2 separate regions of the Homo sapiens genome follow, and region 1 is linked to region 2. The links are chromatin contacts, found by Hi-C or POLR2A ChIA-PET in ENCODE. All regions are on one chromosome and are shown on one strand. Each heading gives the region's core, a stretch centred on a gene start or an enhancer-like site at or near the end of the contact. The rest is flanking DNA. Distances are from core to core; before and after follow the strand shown.

Region 1 (2,700 bases), core at 14-2,513, 88 kb after region 2:
AAATTACCCAGTCTTGGGTATTAGCAGCATGAGAACAGAATAATACATAGGGCATATTCACTTCTCTGTTCCTACTGCCTCACCTGAAAAATAAGAGTGGTCAGAGTGCCCACTACCCAGGGTTCCTGGAGGACCAAGTGAGATAATTGGTGTAAATCCTTGGCACAGATCTGGGACACAGCAGGTGAGCAGCCGTGTTGGCCATGGTTAGTCCGTCATTCTGAGGACGGCACCGCTCTGCTTTCTAGAGCAAGGTGGCGTGGCAGTCCCAGGAAGGACCTGCTGCCTAAGAGAGGTGGGAGACCTGGAATCCCCTCACCAGGGGAGGCTGTGTGTCTCCAGACAGTCCTACTAGGGGATTTCAACCCAGCAAGTGAAAGTCACAGCCCCCCAGAGGAGACCCCCATTTTGTCACAGTTAAACTGCATAACTGATCTAAGGGGGAGAGTCAGGGAACTCGGGTTCTGACTCGGACTTGGCAAGTCCCTTAGCTGTGCTCGTTCTTACTTCTCTTGTTTATGAAATCGGGCTCATCTCTGCCCTGCCTCATAGACCAGGACAAATGAGGTCATGCTGACAAGCAACATGAAATCAGTAAAAAATGTTTTAAAGGACTCTACAAAAATAAAACGAATTATTATCACAAATCATAATAGAATTAATCTACATGGCCCAGGGCAGCCCTTGGAGATTTATCTGTGGGTAGTAGAACTTCTTCTCTTTCCCGTTCTTTTTCAGGGAGGTTTTTTCCAGCAGGCCCCTCTGCACCTTGGGGACAGAGTGGAGCTGAATGTCCCATGTAACTCACAGTCCTGTCTTCCACCTCCCACTCATCCCTCCACTGGGAAATCTCAATGTATTTTTAGGGAACCTCATTCCTCCCGCCCCTGTTTCCTTTCCAGGGCATGCCTGGGAAAGTTCTTAGGAACTCGTGAACCGAGGCTGCTGTTAAGGACGCTGTCTTTGGCCTGGGCTTTGGTCCCTGGCCCAGGTCCCCAGGAGGGCTGAGATGCCCCGTGGCAGTGAAGAGAAGAGTGAGAAAAATCCATGTGACGTGTCAGGGAGGGGCAGCTGCCAGAGGCCCCCAAGGAGGGAGAATGAGTAAACAGCCCAGCCACCACCCCCAGTCCCCCTGTTCCACTTGGGTGCAGGCGGTTCAGCTTCAGAAAGCTGGGGGTGGGGCAGGCGGGTGACACATGCTCCTCTGGGAGTGGGATAAATAATCTTCAGCTGCAACAATAAAGATCAATTATGACCTAATCACTCCGCCCGATTCCAAAAGCCCAGGGGGTGGGCCTCGCCCTTCCTCTCCCTCCAGGTTTAATTATCTGAAGAGTCTTGGACTTTCATTTCTTGTTTTTTGCTTGTTTGCTTGTTTGTTTGCACCTGGTTGATGTATAAGTCTTGGACTTTGGGAGACCCAAAAGAGAAGGAAGGTCTGCAAATAATTAAGCCAGGGGATGGCCTTCAGGACAGGATTGTCTGTGGGCATGGGGTGGGGGTAGAGGATATGGCAGGTTCCCCCTTGGTACATCTGTGTGGGTTGGGTATGGGGTGAGGGCAGAGAACCAGAGCAGGGGAGAGAAGGCAGCTGAAACAGACAAGTGCTTCAGGCACAGGAAGAAAATGGAGTGAGACCCGAGAGGCCTAATTCACTGACCAGTAAGGCAAGGAACATGGGAATCCCTTGTACCCAGAGTTCTCCACAGTGCTCATGGTACATTTATTACAGATGTTGTATTTTTAAATATTTACATATTTATTTATTTATTATTTCGAGATGGAATCTTGCTCTGTTGCCCAGGCTGGAGTGCAGTGCCACGATCTTGGCTCACTGCAACCTCCACCTCCCAGGTTAAAGAGAGTCTTTTGCCTCAGCCTCCCGAGTAGCTGGGACTACAGGTGCCCGCCACCACACCTGGCTAATTTTTGTATTTTTAGTAGAGACGGGGTTTCACCATATTGGCCAGGCTGGTCTCGAACTCCTGACCTCGTGATCCGCTGGCCTCGGCCTCCCAAGGTGCTGGGATTACAGGTGTAAGCCACCATGCCTGCCCTAAATATTTATTTATAAAGATTTAATATAAATATAAATATAAATATTTAATATTTGTAATGTTACAAATATTACAGGTGTTGGCAATATCCTTGAAGAGACTAAAAGAACTCAGAACAACACTGAACAAGCCAGCAGAGCCATCAACTCACCCCTACAGTCTCCATACACAGACTCCATGAAAGCATTGGCCATCAGCTCTCACTGGTGTGGATATGTCACCAGTGGGGTAGAGTTGTTCCTCTCTCTGACACTGTATTAGTCCATTCTCACACTGCTATTAAAAAACAAACAAACAAACTTGAGATTGGGGTAATTTATGAAGAAGAGAGGTTTATTTATTTATTTATTTATTTTGAGACAGAGTCTCACTTTGTCGCCAGGCTAGAGTGCTGTGGCGCGATCTCAGCTCACTGCAACCTCCAACTCCCTGGTTCAAGGGATTCTCCTGCCTCCGCCTCCCAGGTAGCTGGGATTACAGGCGCGTGCCACCACGCCCAGCTAATTTTTGTATTTTTAGTAGAGATGGGGTTTCACTATGTTGGCCAGGATGGTCTCGATCTCCTGACCTCGTGATCTGCCCGCCTTGGCCTCCCAAAGTGCTGGGATTACAGGCGTGAGCCACCGCGCCCGGCCAAAGAAGA
Region 2 (2,700 bases), core at 82-2,581:
TTCTCTCACTCAGCTTCTGTGCCTTTGACTCTCTTAGTAGAACCTACCAGTTAAACCCGGTAAAGCACTGCTTAGGGGGAACTAGGCTGTGGATTACAAGGACTTTGGTTGACCCAGGAGATGAACCAGTGACATTCTAAATAGAAGTGCTCAGGACACCTTCCTCGGTCATGTCTGGCTCCCAGCTGTCAGTGGGGTGGGGAAGGGGCTGCTCTGCCTGAGAACAGGCAGGAGTGATTTCTGGAACCAATCCGTCACTTTTTCAGAAGGCCAGAAGGAAGAGCAGAAACTCAAAGATGAGAAGGGGGCACCCCTCTTGGCAGCCCAGTCACTCCGGCTATACTTCCCAGGCTGTGCACTGGGCAGCAGCTGCTCCAGGACTGCCCCCCTGCCAGTAAGTGCCCAGTGCCCTTAGGGGCAGCAGAGGCAACAGCAGCAGCAGCCTGCCAGGTGGACTCTGGTTGTTTGGCTTTTGCCTGCAAAAAGCACCCTGGTGCCATGGCAACCACTGGAGCTGGCACCTGCAGCTGGAGCTTTCAAGGTCATGGTGATCCAGCATAGCCAGGCCCTCCATGGGCAGCAGCCTCGGGGGGTGACAGTGGGGGGACACGAGCGAAAGAGGTGCCCAGGCATAGGGATGGTGCCAGGGCTGGGCAGGTAGGGGCCCCCTGGGGTCACCTGTGGGGTCAGGTGGTCATCATAGACACTACCTGTCTGGACTAAATAGCAGTGTCCCCGCTCCTTCTTCCTCTCTGAGCCACCTCTGGAATTGAGGGCAGAATTAACACTGTGAAGCCAGCTTTGTTTCCAGCCTCCTGGGTCTTGATGCTGTTGCGCTGGAGATAAGTGTTGCAGTGGTGAGTAGGGAATGGCTGGGACAGAGCCCCCCCCCCCCCCCCGGGTATTGTCCTGTGCCCCTAAGGTCCTGACCACCATCTGTATGGGAAGGAATTAACAGCAGACATCATCCCACTGCCGCCTCTGAGAAAGCATTCTCCTTCCCCCAGTCCTCCAGGGGAGTGAGCCGGTGTGGTGGCAGGGAACACAACCCTGTTCCTCAAAGTCTGGGAGTTCCACCTTGGCTCCTTTCACTGCCACCCCAGGCTAACCAGCACTCCTGTCCTCCTGGCTGAGCACCAGGCCTGGGAGCCTCCCAGTGTGATCCGGGTTCCACCCCCTCGGGCCCCTTCCAGGACTCTTAGCAAAGAGCTCTAGTTAAAGGACTCCTGGGCACATTCACCTTCCCAACGGGCTCTGCCCCTCGGTCTCTGCCGGAGACGCACGGAGGGGACGAACTTGTAGCCCAGCTTTCCTGGTAATGACCACAGCACTCTGCTCCTGGCCTCTCCAACCACCTGGCCCCATCCTGCCTCTCATGAGACAGGGGTGGGGCTCCAGGACCCGCAACTGTGTCTCAGCAGAGGGAATAAGGCAGGCAAGACAAGAGGACTTGCGGGAGGGAAGAGGAACTCAGGACCGACAGGTGGGAATGAGCCAGGCTGGGAGAGTCTTGAGACTGGCAGGACATGGTTTGGACCCACCAGTGGAGTGGAGGAGGCCGGGGGCCGAGAGGGGCGGGCGGAGAGGGGAGGGCGGAGAGCGGAGGGCCGGAGGGCAGAGGGCTGAGGGGAGTGGGAGGTGCAATGGGCAGCTCTCCATCGTGACCACCAGGGGGCAGGCGCCGCCGCCAGCTCCTCCTCCCACCTCTGCCTGCATCTTTTCCAGACGTGGCGTGGGGAGGGCGAAGGAGAGGAGGCTCTGAGAACCCGGGCTGGGGAAAAAACAGCCAGCCAGCGTTCAGGACGCTCCCCATACCAAATGGCTGGGCCCTTAATTCTTGGGCAGTCTCCATTCCACACCCTCCCAACTTTGTGGCCCTAGAATCAACCACCACACCTACCCTCTCTCACCACTACCCTCTCCAATCTAGAAATCCCTCCACCAGTACTCAAGAGCTTGAGGACTTGAGTTGGGAAGTTCACTCTTTTTTGTGGAAAAGGTGTTCTTTATGTCAAGACAGTCTTGAACCTCATCCAGGAGCTCAAGTTCTGCCTCATGAACTTTGTGCAATACTACACTTTGCCCACCTGGCAGTTTTGGAGAAAGCAATCTTGTCCTTTCTGTCCAACTCTGTCTTCTTTTCTAGAGGAAACACGCCTGACCCTTCTGACTATTCCTCTAAGGACAATGTGCACCAGGATCCCTCCTGTGCTCCTCCATGTGGGGTGCCTGCTTCAGGGCCCCTCCATTGTGAGACTTCCCTAGTGAGGGGGCGAGGAAGGGCACGCTACCCCTGGGACTAGGTCTGTGTGGGGTACACTGGACCATCACCTCCCCTGTTGTGAACACAAGCCTCTATTAATGCAGCCCAAGTCCAACTCTTCCACAAGAACTACTGCCATTCGGTTTTGCTGTCCCCACTCTATACTGATGGGATTAATTTTTCACTACAAGATGTGTCTCTCTAGAGCCTGGTTAATATGCATTTTTGAGGTGTTTCAGTCTGTCATCCGGCCCTTGCAGGCCTATTACTTCTCCTAATGGGATAACTAGGTCTGAAGTGTTCACTCAAAGCATGTGTCATGGATAGAGAGCCCTGAAGCATTATCATTAGAGACCCTGCTTCATTAATTAGCATCGTAGGGGCCTCAGATGGGCTTCAGGGTAAACCTTTGTGGGCCCTTTTCTAAGAAAAGGATC

What was found. A loop is a pair of places that touch in the nucleus more often than their neighbours do. ChIA-PET counts read pairs that join two places held with the same protein, here RNA polymerase II (POLR2A). Pooled maps may share reads with other maps.
Region 1: a map of left colon shows a loop between it and region 2 (2.2-fold over the local background). The contact joins the promoter of LINC00303 here to the enhancer-like site in region 2. A Hi-C loop is called at or near these places in 2 of 168 maps with a recorded cell type or tissue (MCF 10A and left colon) and 2 of 50 pooled maps. POLR2A ChIA-PET finds 5 or more read pairs at or near these places in 3 of 52 experiments (Caco-2, HCT116 and activated T-cell).

What each region holds. Positions count from the first base shown.
Region 1 is chr1:204,039,828-204,042,527 of GRCh38, reverse strand. It overlaps LINC00303 (long intergenic non-protein coding RNA 303), which reads left to right and starts at 1,263. Exons shown (of 6, transcript NR_027902.2): 1 at 1,263-1,436; 2 at 2,134-2,263.
Region 2 is chr1:204,128,187-204,130,886 of GRCh38, reverse strand. No RefSeq gene overlaps it. Among named protein-coding and RNA genes, the nearest start is that of ERLNC1, 12 kb to the left of the region's middle. RefSeq lists enhancers at 2-504, 505-1,008. Within about 2 kb of position 1,331, at least 15 of the 41 ENCODE cell types and tissues checked have a DNase peak (open chromatin) inside an H3K27ac peak, as active enhancers do.